2 separate regions of the Homo sapiens genome follow, and region 1 is linked to region 2. A link is a loop called in an ENCODE intact Hi-C map of the cell type or tissue named here. Cell type or tissue: Caco-2. All regions are shown on one strand.

Evidence for each region. Peaks named below come from ENCODE experiments on the same cell type or tissue, not always from the same donor. Only the 100,000 strongest peaks of a DNase experiment are listed, where the experiment ranks them.
Region 1: it touches region 2 in a loop (3-fold over the local background); 4 of 110 quality-filtered maps call a loop at or near these places.

The regions. Positions count from the first base shown.
Region 1 is chr2:204,941,604-204,949,603 of GRCh38, reverse strand. All of the region lies in intron 2 of PARD3B (par-3 family cell polarity regulator beta), which reads right to left. Among named protein-coding and RNA genes, the nearest start is that of PARD3B, 400 kb to the right of the region's middle. In Caco-2, no CTCF peak of the experiment used is centred here; a DNase peak (open chromatin) is centred at 4,043.
Region 2 is chr2:204,882,109-204,890,108 of GRCh38, reverse strand. All of the region lies in intron 2 of PARD3B (par-3 family cell polarity regulator beta), which reads right to left. Among named protein-coding and RNA genes, the nearest start is that of PARD3B, 340 kb to the right of the region's middle. In Caco-2, a CTCF peak has its summit at 4,149; no DNase peak of the experiment used is centred here.

The DNA.
Region 1 (8,000 bases), 59 kb before region 2:
ATGCTTGTAATCCCAGCACTTCAGGAGGCTGAGGTGGGAGGGCGGCTTGAGCCCAGGAGTTTGAGACTAGCCTGGGCAACATGGTAAGACCCCATCTCTACAGGAAATTTAAAAAAAAATTAGCCAGGTGTGGTGGTATGCTCCTGTGGTCCCAGCTACTTGGGAGGCTGAGGCAGGAGGATCACTTGAGCCTAGGAGGTCAAGGCTGCAGTAAGCTGTGTTTGTGCCACTGGACTCTAGCCTGGATGACAGAGAGAGACCCTGTCTCAAAAAAAAGAAGAAAGAAAGAAAGAGAAAAAGAAAGGAAGACAAAGACAAAGATACTGGTTTAACTGAAAGAGGAGAAAAAAAGATACCAATTAGAACATAATATCCATCCTACATTTTGTACCTAGAGTTTCTACCCATGCGATATTGATATTGGGGTTAAGAGAAATAAGTCCCATTTCCATAGAAACACAGAATAGTCTGCTATGGAAATATATCTCCAAATGTAATCTGTTTTCAATAGTTTTATCTCATAAAAACATCTCTGAGTATGAGGAAGTAAAGATGCCTGCCATTCTGTGGTATCCTTTCATGCAAGTTTCATGACTGGAAATTCTACACAGCATTTTCTCAGAAAGTACTCTAGAAAACCAGTACAGTTCATCAACTTTAGTTCATAAAGTCTCTAGTCCTATAATTTATTTTGTTTGTATAGGAAAAAAAAGACTTGGGAAGGGTCCTGTGAGACATGGAAAAATACCATTATCTGTCAAGGATAAACATGTTTTCTTCCCCAAACCCTGGAAGTCGGTGAAAATGGTTTCATATAGTGAATCACCAAAAGAAAAAGCCCTATTTTTATTGGACTAAGACAAATAATTTCTCTGAATCAAGAGGGAAAATAGAAAGTGAGTGCGGACAACCAATGGTGAACACCTGATATTGCACTTAGAAAACCCTGTAAGATAAATACTGGGGAACTGGAGAAGAGTCTGCTGGAACAATAGGTTCCTTTTTTTGTTTTAATGCTCATGTTCGGTCTCTGTGTGCTGGGGAAAAATGTTTTAAATGTGGTCAGAACTGGGAGCTTTTTGGCAAAGGTGAACCCATTTATCTAGTCAAATCTAAACGGAAGTCTCAAGTAAGTGCTCCATGTAACATGCAAATTATTCTCAACTGATGTAGCTAAACTTGACAAATGTAGGTCCAAAATCACACAGCTTCAATGTCTTGCTTCTAGCTTATGGGGAGAAAACATTATTTATTTGTAGCTGCCAAATACTATATTCTCACTAATTTAATAAGCAGCCACCATTTTCTCTGCCTCTGAAAATTTATGTTGGTCTTTGGACAGGTCTGGCTGCCTTTTTAAATCTAGTGGTCTGTGACCATGGAAGGCTTTAGCCAAAGGGAAAATGACTCCATAAATCCTCAGAGGCTGTCTCACATTAATTTATAGTTTGAAGGCTCCAGGACCCTATGAAAAGCCTTTAAACAAGAAAAATCAACACATACCAACACATATGTATTGGAAGTCATCCTACCTTACAACAGGAAGTATTCCTAAGTCTTTAGAAAGCAAAGTATGTGCAAACATAGCAAGATACAGACTTGGCAACACCTGTAGAGACCTGATACTTAATTATGAAAAAATCTGGTCACATTACATCATGAAGCACATGAGTATACAAAGTAGTTTTTGGTGCAAAATTATGATTATGATATTTCTGCTCTTGAATTTTGCAAACAATAGACCTATTCATCATGTCATTACTGGGAAGCAAATTAAGTTGCTTTAGAAGATGACATGTCACTTTCCTTTAGAACTCACGGTAGATCTCTTTAAATCAACAAAGGTGTTATTTCATAACCTCTCAAACTTATCTTGCAGGTAAAATGCATGGAAAGAATCTTCAGACTGTAGATAAGCCATCTATTTAAATAAAACAACTAAGGCCTGGAAAAAGTCAGTGAATTTCTAGAGACATGTGGCTAGTTAATAAGTAAACAAGGAAAATACTTTAGCCAAAGGCTAAGAGAGGGAGGGGAGGGAGGGGAGGGAGGGGAGGGGAGGGAAGGGAAGGGATACCTTGAAAATAGTTCTAGAGTTGTCCTATGTACTGTAGTTCCCACTATTCTGGCTTGGCATACACCCAACATACTTTACTTATTTACTAACTTTCTTAGCTCCTAAAATTATTTAATATGAGACTCCTGGACTCCTGCCCTATGTTTAACTAGAATATGTAGAGTTCTTTTCACTCTACACTTACTCCATGAATAAAATGTCATTGACAAAATGAGACTAGACTCTGAAATTCTCAAAAAGACTGTAAATTCATTATCATTTGTAAAATAAATGATACTCTCTATAGACATAATTCCCTTCTTAAGTCAACTGTTTGGCATCACTAGCAAAATACATATGCAGAGCACTCCCTCTGTCATGGTTAATGTTACGCGTTAATTTGACTGAGCCACAGGGTGCCCAGATATTCAGTTAAACCTTATTTCTGGGTGTACTAGGAGGGTGTTTCTGGATGAGATTAACATTTGAGTCAGTAGGCTGAGTAAAGCAGACTGCCCTTCCCAAAGTGGGTGGGCCTCATCCAACCCACTGAAGGCCTGACTAGAAATAAAAAGACTGAGTAAGAAAGAATCTGTCTCTGCTGCCTGACTGCATGAGCTGAACATTTTGGTGTTGTTTGTTTTTTTCTTTCCAGCCTTCGGATAGGGACTGGAACATGAGCTCCTCTTGGGTCTTCAGGTTGCTGGCTTCTGCACTGGACTTTACAATGTCAGATCTCCTGGTACTCAGGCTATCTGACCAGGACTGGAATCATATGTCAGCTCTTCGAGGTCTCTAATTTCCTGGCTACAGATCTTAGGTCTTCTCCATTTCCCTAATCATGTGAGCCAATTCCTTATTATTTATCTATGTACACATGCACAAGCCTAGTGGTTCAGTTTCTCTGGAGAACCCTGACAGTACATCCTCTTTACGCAGAGGTCAAGCAACTGGCAACATCCAAGCATTAGAACAAAGTCCAAGACCTAGAAGCAAAATAAATCTCCTCGGTGTTCCCTACAATTACATAGAGGTTGTAAGATGGTCAATGATGGAATCTGCAGGCTAGAGTTGATTTAACAGAAAAAATGGAAAGAAAGGGAAGACTTCATATATTTAAAACAGAAAAAGCAGAGCTAAAAGGAAACAGAGCAAAATTAAAAGCAGATATAGAACTATGTATCCCAGCCTTGACTGTGCCTCAATAAATGAGGAAGGATTAAAATGTGTTTAGTAATGCTGGATGAGAAACTAGATGAAGTACTTCAATTCCTACAGCCAAGAGACACGTCTTCAGTACTTGTAACAGGCCAAGCACTGTGTTAAGAACTGAGCATACAACTCCTCATTTCAAGAACCTATCAATTCAGGAACAGGAAGGGCAGATGAATATGCAAGTCAATATAAATATTGTAACATGTGATGAAATAGTCGAAGGAGCAAAATACCAGGCCAGAAAAGCAAGAGGAAAGATGCATTCTATATTTGCAGGGAAGCTGTTAAGCAAGGTATAGAGGGGAAGATGACATTTAAGCTGGTCCTAATTAGTGTGATTTCACTGGACAATGGGATTGAGAAGTCCTTCAAGGCAGAAGAAACAACACACACAAACGCATGGGAGCACGAAATTGCAAATTCACTATTTGCAAAAAGCCAACCAACTAGCAGGATGTGTTTTGAGTGTAGGTCTCTGGAGGTTAACAGGAAAAGAAATACAGGAATTAAGGCTAAACTGAAAGGTTAGAGACAGAAAGCAAAGGACCTTGAATGTCTTGCCCAGGGATATTTTTCCCAATATTTGTACTGGGTTTTATGACCTATAATTTGTGCTTGTGTTTGTTAGACCTTCCATCCTAATAACCCTATGAAGAAGGCCACTGAAGCCATCCCCAATAAAATTTTATAAAATCAGTTAAGGGAAGAAAACATTCAACTAGGCTTGCAGCGCAATCAGAAGCATTCACTAAGCCCACTTGCCCTTTGGCTCACTTCCTTGTAGCTAGTTGCTGCTTATCACTCCAGAATAACATAGCCCTTTTCACAAGACTGTGTTCCTTTTCTGTTCTATAGATAAGATCTAAGACACTGTGAGATGAGAAGCTTTCCCTTTGAGGAGCTTCTCCTTCAGGTTCTGCATAGCAATAAAACTACCCGAGCTAGCTGGTCTGAAGGGCCCAGCAAGGATCTGACTTATACAAGTATGCAGTTTCTATATCCTGGTGATTTCATCTCCCGGACCTGAACCAATCAATGACCCCAATTTTCTAGTCCATCACCCTCCATGATCCCCTTAGGAACCCAGAGCCCCTCAGGAAAACAAAGTTAAGGTTTGAAGATTCTTCCTGTCTCCTTGCTCGATGGCCTTGCCATTATCAAGCTCCTTCTCTGCTGCAAACTCTGCTGACTCAGTGTATTGGTCTGTTGCTGCACAGTGAGCATATGAACCCGATGGTACTGTAACACTACCTTAAATCTTTTTCTGATGTAAACAGACACACTATGCAAAAATGGTATGTAATGTACAGATCTCCCTCATTGTCCCCATCCCAGGATATTCCCAACAAAAGATTAAAATACAGTTTGGGCACTTGGAATTTGAGTTATCTGACAAATGCACTTTGTGCAATTTTTTCTCTCACTCCCCCAAATTTGTGGGCAATGGAAGTGTTACTCTAACGTAGGCCCTGTGAGGTAAGCTGGAGAGAAAAAGAAAGGGAGAAGGCCATGGTGGAGGAAGAAAGAGTGAGGGCAAGTGGGTAGTCTTAATCAGGTGAGGTCAGGTACAATTAGAACAAAATCACTCCGTCGGCAACCAAAATAGCAAACCTTTTCAAAATAAAGCTTTTCTAAAATTTAGAAAACTCACTATTTTTAAGTTAAAAGTAACTGATTATAAAATATCAACATTGGATTAAATAGCTGCATTAAAATATAAAATTATAAAATAGTTGATTAGCTGATGGGCTGATTAGCCAGGCGCCTTGCCTTGACCACATGCCTGAAGAACACCAGGCTGAATGGGATCCCTTTCCTCAGACAGGACTTTCACAAAGAAATGGAGATGGCCACAGAAGCTTTCATGCCTGTGGAAAGCCAGCCAGGGGAAGCTACCAGCTTGCAGCTTGATGGATTGCTATTTACCAAAGGGCACATCTCCTTGCCCTTTCAGGTATCCTAGCGGGAGCTGGGGGACAGAAGCCATTGACAGGAGGCCCCAGAGAGTCATCTCCTACCCTCTACAGCTCAGCTCTCTCTCTCTGCCTTATAGGTCTCCAAGGAGCCTCCAGCTGTGGAAGCTGCCTCATTTCAGAGGACCACTTTAAAAATGTGTCCTGCTTTCTCCTTTTCCCCATGCACATTTCTTTACAAGACTAATGTATTAAAGGTTAGTTGGTTTCACTGCTGTTTCTTGTTTAAGTGGTACTTCATTTTGAATTTGTGCCACCAGTTTCTTTCATTCTTTCTGGAGTGTTCAGATTATCTTCTCTTGTCTCACTATTTCTCTTCTTCTTCCTTTTTAAATCTTGGTTTGTAAATCATTTGAGTTGTTCTTAACTTAGTTTCCCTGAGGTGATGTAATTTTGAATGTTTAGTCCCCTTTTCTACTTTTACTAACTTATTGCTAGCATTTATTTTAAATTTCCCTTTAGTATTTTACTCTTTGGGCTTTAACTTTGTTTCCCCTCTGAAATCTCAGTTTTCTAGTGTTATATATAACTTTGTTGCCTCAGTCTCCCTAATTTGCACATGGCAGATAGGAAAGGCAATGTAGGGATGGCAATGGAGAGGCGAACTTTCCCTCAAGGAAGAGAGGATGGATTTGTCCTCTGCTTGCCAAAACCAGCCTTTCTTATGCTCCTTAACTGGTCCTCCAAGCACCTCTATTAATATGGAATCCAATACAATAAAACAAAATAAATTCCAAACTGGGTAACTTAAGAAATCTTCCCTAGTAATCACAGTTTGGTTTCTCATGGCACAAGCCATTTACCTCCATTACGAGCAATTTGCAGGATCCTCAAACCTGGCACACATATAACCACTGGGCAAGGGGCAGTAAACCAGATGTTCTGCTTGGGAAAGGGCACTGTATCAACTCCCTAGGTTAACCTGGGGACCAGTAAGAACTCCATGAGAAGCAGAGGAAAGGGCTCATTGCTGGGATCTTGGCTTCTCTTTTCCAGCAGCCAGTCTACCTCTAACCTCTTTCTCATCATAGGTCATAGGAAGATCCTCGTGACCTATGCGATCTTTCCAGTCACCGTCCTTTTAGGAGAGAAAATAATTAGGTTTGAGAAAAGCAGAGAGAAACTGTTTGGATCTATGAAAATTAACATATTATATATATATACACACACATATATATATATGCATACACATACACACACACACATACACACATTAAGAATGTGAAAAACTTCTTTCTTAAGTCAGGGGTAATTTTAAAAAGAGGTGTATTTACACAAAGTCTTTCTTGTCTTTTTACACAAAGTCTTTCTTGTCTTTTCTTTTTTAATTTTTATTTTTCAGGGGGACATGTGCAGCCTGGTTCTGGAGGTAAATTTGTGTCATAGGGGTCTGTTGTACAGATTAGTTCATCATCCAGGTGCTAAGCCTAGTACACAGTAGATGTTTTTTCTGTTCCTCTCCCTCCTCAAGTAAGCCCCAGTTTCTGTTGTTCCTTTTTTCACAAAAAGTATTTCTTAATTTTTTTCTTTAACAGAAAGAGATATAAACTTGATTGCAAAAAAAGTCAAAATCACTGTATGAAAATAAGTTTAGGGATTTCCTATTTCAAATATTTATACCAGTCTTGAATTGCATTACTACACAACATAGAAAATTTGCTACACAAAAGATTGCTCCTATTATCAGTTCACTGGTGACCAAAGTGTTTGTATAACTACTTGTCTTTTTTTTTTTTAAATACCTGTATGACCTTTAAAAAAAGAAAGTTAAAGCTTTGTTACGATGTCCAAATTTGTGGAAAGAGGTTTTCCTCTCACTCTACTTCTCTCTTGGGATAAAACTTCAATAAAATTCAGAATTCAGAAATGTTTCAAACATTCTCAAAAATGCTTGTGGTCCCTCAGAGTCCTATCAATAAATCAGTTCACAGAATCTGGTAAGGTTTATTTATCTGACTGGAACTAAGGAATTTATACTAAATCACTACATTTTTGAAATATTGGTTCTCAGATGAAATATCAAAACAGAAAGAGAAAGAAAAAAATATTTTGACTTGACATCTTAATGAAGCGTTACTATAAAAACAGGGAAAGTAAAAGTTACATTTCCAGAGCTAGTCAGTTTTAACTTTAACCAACAAGAAAAAAGGCCTTTAGTCTTAGTTATTCATTTTAGCAATTGGTTTGTAACAAGCATCATAGAACTGCTTTGATTACTATATCCTAAAGAAGGCTGATTTACATGTTGAAAAACCCAACTTAGTTCAATTTTACAAAGTAGTAATTACTGATTAGCTACTCAGATTTTTGCACATATTGAACATTACCTGAAAGGAACATTAAAAAATCTAAACAAGTGAATATTTCTGGAATCAAAATGATATAAAACCAGCTTAAAGATATGAATTTAGGAATGACTAAGTTCAAGTTCTGTTCTCCCTTTTAGACCAAATATTCTAGTGGTTATATTTGACATTTAGAACATGCACAAAGATATAATTTAAATATATATATATACACACACACTCAGAATGTTGCAATAATGAGAACTCTAAAAAAAACCAATGAAATTCAGTTTTCAAGGAAACACAAATTATTTCTTCAACACTCTGCACTGTCTTTGCTCATCATGTACAGCATCTAAAAATGCCATTGAAGTAAGAATATATCTGTCTGGAAAATTTCCTTCAAATGGAAGCAAAGGTTAAAAGACCCACATTGGAAACCCTACAGCACAAAGAACTCCAACATTACCT
Region 2 (8,000 bases):
AGACATGGTAAATTCTGCATCCAGTTGCAATAAAACCGATAGTCCCAGAGAACATATGCCAAAAGTAAAATTAACTTTCCAGAAAAAAACACTGTATACCTCTTTCTATAGAAGGAGAAACACATTATATAATTCAGATGGATTTAGAATCAGCAATTCTGGGTAACTGATTAGAATGCTTCCAGTTGGAAAGAATACAGCTATTAGAAAACCAGTTTGTTATTTCACGGAAAAGAAACTTTCCGTATGTTACTCTGGAAGAGTCCTAACATCTTCAGTTTTCTCTTCACCAGCCTTGAATCAGTTGAAGGTTCAGTGGTGAACTGGATGTAAAAAGTAAGCCTAAGTAGTTTGACACTGTGAATGACTATCAGAGGTATACACAGCCATGCCTGCTGACTGTTGGAAATCATTTAACATCATAAATGAATTTTACTCAGCACATATTCAATTTTTTGTTTAAACATCTGTAATATTCCTTTAGATCATGCTGCTTCTTATAATGGCAGAATGGCACTGCCATCTAGCTGGACTTGAACAGTTCTGGAGCCAGGGCTGGCTTCATGGGTAATGCACAAAGAGGACCCCCTACTTTGTTTGGTTTATTGTTCTGTTGTTGTTGGCTTCATTCTTAATAAATTGAGAATAATGGGTCCACATTCCATTTTGCATTGGGCCCTGCAAATGTAACTGGTCCTGCTCATTGAGGAAGATGGCAAATATCAGCATCCCTTTTATATATAGTAGAGAGACAACTGCTTTATCTATCACAGGGCATTCTCTATAAAAGCTATTTGTGTCTTTCATTCTTAGGAATGCAGGAAGAATCGAGATCATGAAGAGCAGAGAAGACCTTTAGAAGGAGTCAAGCTTATTGGTGTAAAGGATGAGAAGCAATAGATTTGATGTGCTCAGAGCTGGACTGGAATGACCCTTAAGAGTTAATGGATCTAGAAAACCAATCTAGAGTAACTGGGAGGCAAAATGAAAAAGACGCACGGCTTACTCAGTTTCCCCACAATGAGAGAACAACACCAGAAGCATAAGGCATTGAGCTCTGGGAGTCCAGCAATAGCACCTCTACTTATCTCTCTACTTATCTCACCCTGGCACTGCACATAATATTCCTCATCTGGCCTTGGTTATCTAGGGATAAACAGTCTATTATCAAAAGTTTCATCTATAATTCTTTAGCTTATATACAATTTACCAGCCTTATGTTTCATAAAATACCTAGTTAGTCTCTCCTATCCTATCTTTTGTTTGTTTTTCTTACCATTTTATTGGATTCTCAAGAGATTTCTACTGTCATGAAAATGAACTTTTCTCAGGCCTCCTCATCTTGGTCCCTCCATACATTTTTTTTTTTTTTTTTTTTGAGACAGGGTCTCATTCTGTTGCCCAGGCTGGAGTACAGTGGCACAATCTTGGTTACTAGCAGCCTTGACCTCCCAGGTTCAAATGATCCTCCCACCTGAGCCTCCCGAGTAGCTGGAACTACAGAAGCACACAACCACATCCATCTAATTATTGTATTTTTGTACAGATGGGGTTTCACCATGTTGCCAAGACTGGTCTCAAATTCCTGAGCTCAAGAGATCTGCCTGGCTTGGCCTCCCAAAGTACCAGGATTATAGGGATGAGTCACTCTTCACACCTTCTAACACATTTATGTCCCATTTGATGTCAACTTCAAGGCCTCATCTGTTCCTTTGGCTTGTGCAACACAGTTCCCTCCCTCTCTCCCTTTCTCCTCTGTTTGCTCTCTTGTCTTCTCTGCCAGATCTTGGTCTACTGCATATCTTACTCTGCATCACTGTCACTTGCCACCCAATATTCTCTGTTGGGAACACTTCAAGCCTGGTATCCTCAGCCTTATTGTTGATAAATCTCAATACACATCCACAAATGTTTAGTAGCTATTTCCACATAGATTTCTAGAAAAGCATAGGTTTTTCAATACCTCTACCCTTCTCTCCTCCCTGCAAAACTGGTGCTTGTGCCTTGCCTGCCATTCTACTTCCACTCTTCTGATCTCAGCCCCCTCATTATTCTCCTGCTGCTCACCTCTCTCCTGCACCCCTGCCATGGACATCTTGACACTTCACCAATGATCCCTCCCAGTTGGAATGCTGGGGTCTTAACAGTTCTCATACATTCCTCAAGAATCAGCTCAAATTTCACCTCCTCTCTAAGGACTTTTCTGGCTTCTCAAATCCATAGTGAGCCCTTTGCCATAAATCCACAGCACCCAATGACAGTGTCAACTTCTGGCATTGCACCATGCACTGTCTGGTCGTATGCCTCTGGTAGGGTTGCCTTGTATCGCTATTTGGTTTTACATGTGTGCTCATTTTATGTCTCCAGTTACCTTGCATTCTGCTTGAGGGAAGGGATGTGATTTCAAATTGCTAAAATACCCAAAGGGTATGAAATGGCGCTGCATATAGAATAGTGCTCTGTTAATACTGTTAAATCAAAGAAAGCAGCATCCTCATCTACAGCAGTTTGGGCTTCTTTTAATTTATAGGTTAGTTTGCCATCTCTTCGTTCTTTTTAAAAAATAAAAACACCTCTTCATGTTTTCAACGTGGTATAATTTGAGTGTTTTGCTTTTAAAACTTGCTACAACTAGCCAACATGCAGACAGGCTATCTCGAAAGTGACTGGGCTGCAGTCTGGATGAACAGCTATCACCATTTCCCTGTGTAAATCACAACCAAGTAATGGCTTCGGCTTCAGTAATATTCCACTAATGCTTTTTAAACAAAGATATATGCAGGTGGCAAGTGACTCAGCTTCCAAAATAGGCTTAAATGAAAATAATCACATTGTTTTGGAAGATTGTGTTTAATTGGTAATTTGTGGGTTCTGAGATGGAAACATACTACTATGGATTCTAATACTCCTTTAATAAATGAATTACAGTAATATAATCCCATTACCATTCATCTCAATTGAACAGATAACTTCCCTAAATAAAAAACAAAGGAACCAAAGAGATTCAGTTTACCTATTCTTGAACAGATGGAACTAAAAGCTGATTAAAAAAAACTGATTTAAAAAAATGCCTCAAAGGGTTTTCTGCATAAAACACTCAGTATAATGATACATACCCTGTGGGCCTTTGAAAAATACCTCAATTGCCTGCCAGATACCAGTAGTGACTGTTAGGCAGTCATGGTCATTAGGCTAAAGCCCATCTAAGAAAATGCCTTTGTATGACACCCTGATGTTAAACACACCACCTGTCTGACAATCCCTCAGAAGACAAGAACTTTTAAGTGTCCTCATCTCCAGATTGGTTCTAAGTCTACAGAAAACATTTTTATTTTTTAGCCATCCCAGGTAGCCCAAACTGAACCAAATCGTTTTTATGGGGCTCTGTTAGAACTGAAGAGAAATTATTGATTGTATCTGTTTACATGATTTCATATGTTGCACAGACATCGATCTCAAATATTTTTAATTTCTATATTCTGCATCCCTATAGCAGATCCAGGCAGGTCCTTCTTAATAATGTTGAGTATTTTCCTTTGTTAAAAACTAGTATTCAGCCTAAAGACCATTTATGATAACTGTCAAGTGTGATAAAAGTACATAGACTAAAGAATAATTCATAAAACACTAAGACCCAATGCGCTGGCAGGCAACACTCAGGAATTTACTAAATGAGATCTCCTAACATTTCCAATATTTACTGGAGACACTGGTGCTAGGGCAATGGTGACAGCTTTCTTGATGTCTCATAATGAGGGTCAAATGCTTATGCTATGATGGATGGTGTGACTTATGATGGGAACTCATAAAAATAGACTGGAAACACACAACCTAATTTTCGACTCTGGTTTATGGAGAAATGGGAGGGTAAGGTTTGCCTCCTCATATCCCATTCGGTAGATGGAACCAATCCACCCAGAGAAGATCCACTAGATGACCGAGTCTTTTCTTCTTTGATAGTTGACTCAGCTTGAAAAATGCTTTGTGGGTTTTGTAAACAAAATTGAACATGTTCAAATAGTCTGAAAGATCATTAAGCCCCAAAATTGTGAACAGAAAATAACGATGGGAAACTGAGTTTGCAATTCAGCTATTCTCTGCAGGTGACCAAATACATGCTGATGCCACTTAGAAAAAGAAAAGTGGGAGAAGTGGCCCACCTTGTGGTGACCATTGTGCTGAGAAGCTCTTCCCCCTTCTCAGGCGGTTGGAGGAGTGTGTGGCTCATTCAGCATGTATTCCACACATGTTTCTTGAGCAACTATAAAATATGTGAAGCTCTACTGAGGATATAAAACTAGAGTTCACAAATATTCAGGGTTATCACCATTTAACTTTGAAACTGGACATATAGGCCCCCAACTAGATACCTAAACACATTAAAATATATTCTGTATAATAACTAATCAGGCTCAACAAATTGTTTCCAATCTATATGTCCTTTTTAACAGTCAATATCTAAGTATAATAAGCACAGATCTTGAATAAAGTTTCCATTTATCAATGAGTCTATCTTCTTATCTTTAAAATATAAATAACACAATCTGCCTCACAGGAGTTTCATGAAGAAGAAGCAAAACATGTGCCATGATTAGAATAAATGGTATTTAATATTAGTTCTCTCTTAAAAAATGACATACAATTTGTCTTATTTTTATAAAGAACACTCTGCTAATGAACAGACAACCTACAGAATGGGAAAACATTTTTGCAACCTATCCATCTGACAAAGATCTCATATCCAGAGTCTACGAGGAACTTAAACAAATTTACAAGAAAAAAACAACCCCATTAAAAAGTGGGCAAAGGACATGAATAGACACTTTTCAAAAGAAGATATACATGAGGCCAACAAATAGATGAAAAAAGCTCAACATCACTGATCATTACAGAAATGCAAATAAAAACCACAATGAGATACCATCTCATGCCAGTCAGAATGGTGATTATTAAAAAGTCAAGAAACAACAGATGCTGGCAAGGTTGCAGAGCAAAAGGAATGTTTTTACGCCATTGATGGGAGTGTAAATTAGTTCAACCATTGTGGAAGACAGTGTGGCGATTCTTCAAAGAGCTAGAGGCAGAAATATCATTTGACCCAGCAATCCCATTACTGGGTATATACCCAAAGGATTATAAATAATTCTGTTATAAAGACACATGCATTTGTATGCTTATTGCAGCACCATTCAAAATAGCAAAGACATGGAATCAACTCAAATGCTCATCAATAGACTGGATAAAGAAAATATGGTACATATATACCATGGAATACTATGCAGCCATAAAAAGGAATGAGATAATGTCCTCTGTAGGGACATGGATGGACCACAAGCCGTTATCCTCAGCAAACTAGGTGGCTAGCAACCTAAGAAATTGATGCAGGAACAGAAAACCAAACATCACATGTTCTCACTTACAAGTGGGAGCTGAATGATGAGAACACATGGATGCATAGAGGGGAACAACACACACTGGGGCCTGTTGCTGGGGCCAGGGGGAGGGAGAGCATCAGAGAGAATAGCCAATGGATGCTGGGCCTAATATCTGGGTGATGGGTTGATCTGTGCAGCAAACCAACAGGGCACACATTTACCTATGTAACAAACCTGCACATCCTGTACACGTACCTCAGAACTCAAAAGTTGAAAAAAAGAGAACATTCTGCTATTTCCAAAAGGAAATTTTCTATTCCATTTACATTTCATGATGACTTCAAATAAAATATAGGAAATTTTAAAAAGAAAACATGCTATTGATTATAAACACACTATTCTATTTGAAAGCATTCAAATTATAAAGCTTTTCCTTTTTTCTTAGTCAAGTGAGCCTGATTCATTTATTTCAATGGTAACATTTCAAATTTGTAGACATAATCTATTAATATTTTCACCCCATTGGCTCTTCTCTCACTGGCGACAATATCATTTACAATGGTTTTCTAGGTTTATGTGGGCTCTCAGATATCATCTTTCTGCTACTCCCTAAGGTGAAGAAGCCTCACTTTAATCCTAGAAAAAGATGAAATATTTAGCTATTATCTTGTATTTATTCCCATAAAGAAAATAGAGTGGCCAGGTGCGGTGGCTCACACCTGTAATCCCAACACTTTGGGAGGCCAAGGCGGGTGGATCACCAGGTCAGGAGTTCAAGATCAGCCTGACCAAGATAGTAAAACCCCGTCTCTACTAAAAACACAAAAAATTAGCTGGGCATGGTGGCACGCACCTGTAATCCCAGTGACTTGGGAGGCTGAGGCAGAGAATTGCTTGAACCGAGAGGTGGAGGTTGCAGTGAGCCGAGCTTGCACCACTGCACTCCAGCCTGGGTGACAGAGCAAAACTCCGTCTCAAAAAATATATATAGGCCAGGTGCGGTGGCTCATGTGTGTAATCCCAGCACTTTGGGAGGCCAAGGTGGGCGGATCACAAGGTTAGGAGTTCGAGACCAGCCTGGCCAATATGGTGAAACCCTGTCTCTACTAAAAATAAAAATTAGCTGGGCGTGGTGGCGGACACCTGTAGTCCCAGCTATTTGTGAGGCTGAGGCAGGAGAATTGCTTGAACCCGGGAGGCAGAGGTTGCAGCGAGCGAGATTGGGCCACTGCACTCTAGCCTCAGAGACAGAGTGAGACTCTGTCTCAAAAAAAAAAATATATATATATATATATATATTTTATATATATATATATTATATATATATAATATATATATACATACACATAAAATAAAAAAAGAAAATATAGTTAATGCATCTGAATACAGAACACATAACTGATCAAAAATGAAACAATCAGCAACAATTTAGGTCTCAACAGTACTTTGAAAAATAAAATATTAACACAATGACAGAGACTAACTGTTAGGATAGTGATGAGGAGAAAACGATGAGGAAAAGGAAAATAAAAGGATGGTGTCGATGATGATTTCCACTATTTATTGGGTAAGTAATTATGACAACCATGGTGATTCAACAACCATTTGAAAACTTATTTTCTCTAGCATTTCCAGAGTTACAAAGAAAACATACAAATTTTTATTTATATGATATTCCAAACAGATTGAAGAAAATTAAGGAATGCTTTCTAGACATAGACTACAAGGTGTCTTTACAGGAGCACGGGAAGCTCATTCTTTTCATAGAAAAATCCAGTCCCCTTTTTCCAAGTAAAGCAATGCAGAGTAGGAATAGAATAATCCCCAAATTCCACCAGGACTGCCAAGCTCATTCTGAATGGTATTTGATGGTATTGTAGGTTAACCCTCTGAGGTTCTATTGCAGTAGTTTAAAACCTTTATTAGAGATTCATAATCACCTGACCTCTCCGAAAAGCCATCTAAATCAGTGATGAGGAGGAAGGGCAAGATTTTGTATTTCTAATAAGCTTGCAGGTGATGCCCTGCTGTCCACATGCTATACTCTGAGTACCAAGGTTCTAAATCAAGGTAAAGACATTGAAAAGATCCTAATAGTAGGACTCTTTGTTTGTAGCCCATAGAACCAGCCTGCAGCTTTCAAAGTGCATGTTTTGTCAAGGAGTCTGATTACCAATACATTAAGCAATTCATTGTGAAGGATGAAGGAGGGGAGGTAAATAAAAGAGGCAATATACAAATAAAGCTTTTGCAGTCAGACACTTGCCATAAAAGAAATCAATTCAGTGGTAAAGCAGTCTATTGGCATTTGTAGATTACCCAATATTAGGCTAAATTTTAGGAGGATTATAGAAGGATTATCTGATTATTATCCTCCAAAAGAGGTAATCTAGAAAAAATATTTAAAGAATTTAACACTAAATGATAATAACTCTGCATGCAATAGGCCTCAAATATTGCCCAGCAACAAAGGTTTCTCAATGGATTTGTACTTCTGGGAAACAGAGAAATGGTACAGATTTTTAAATATGGGGAATTTAGAAAATTGCTTTTCTTGTTATATCCAGTTTAGAAATTAAAATCAACTCCAGTGATTGTATTCCAAAGGTAGCAAAAGTCAGTTTA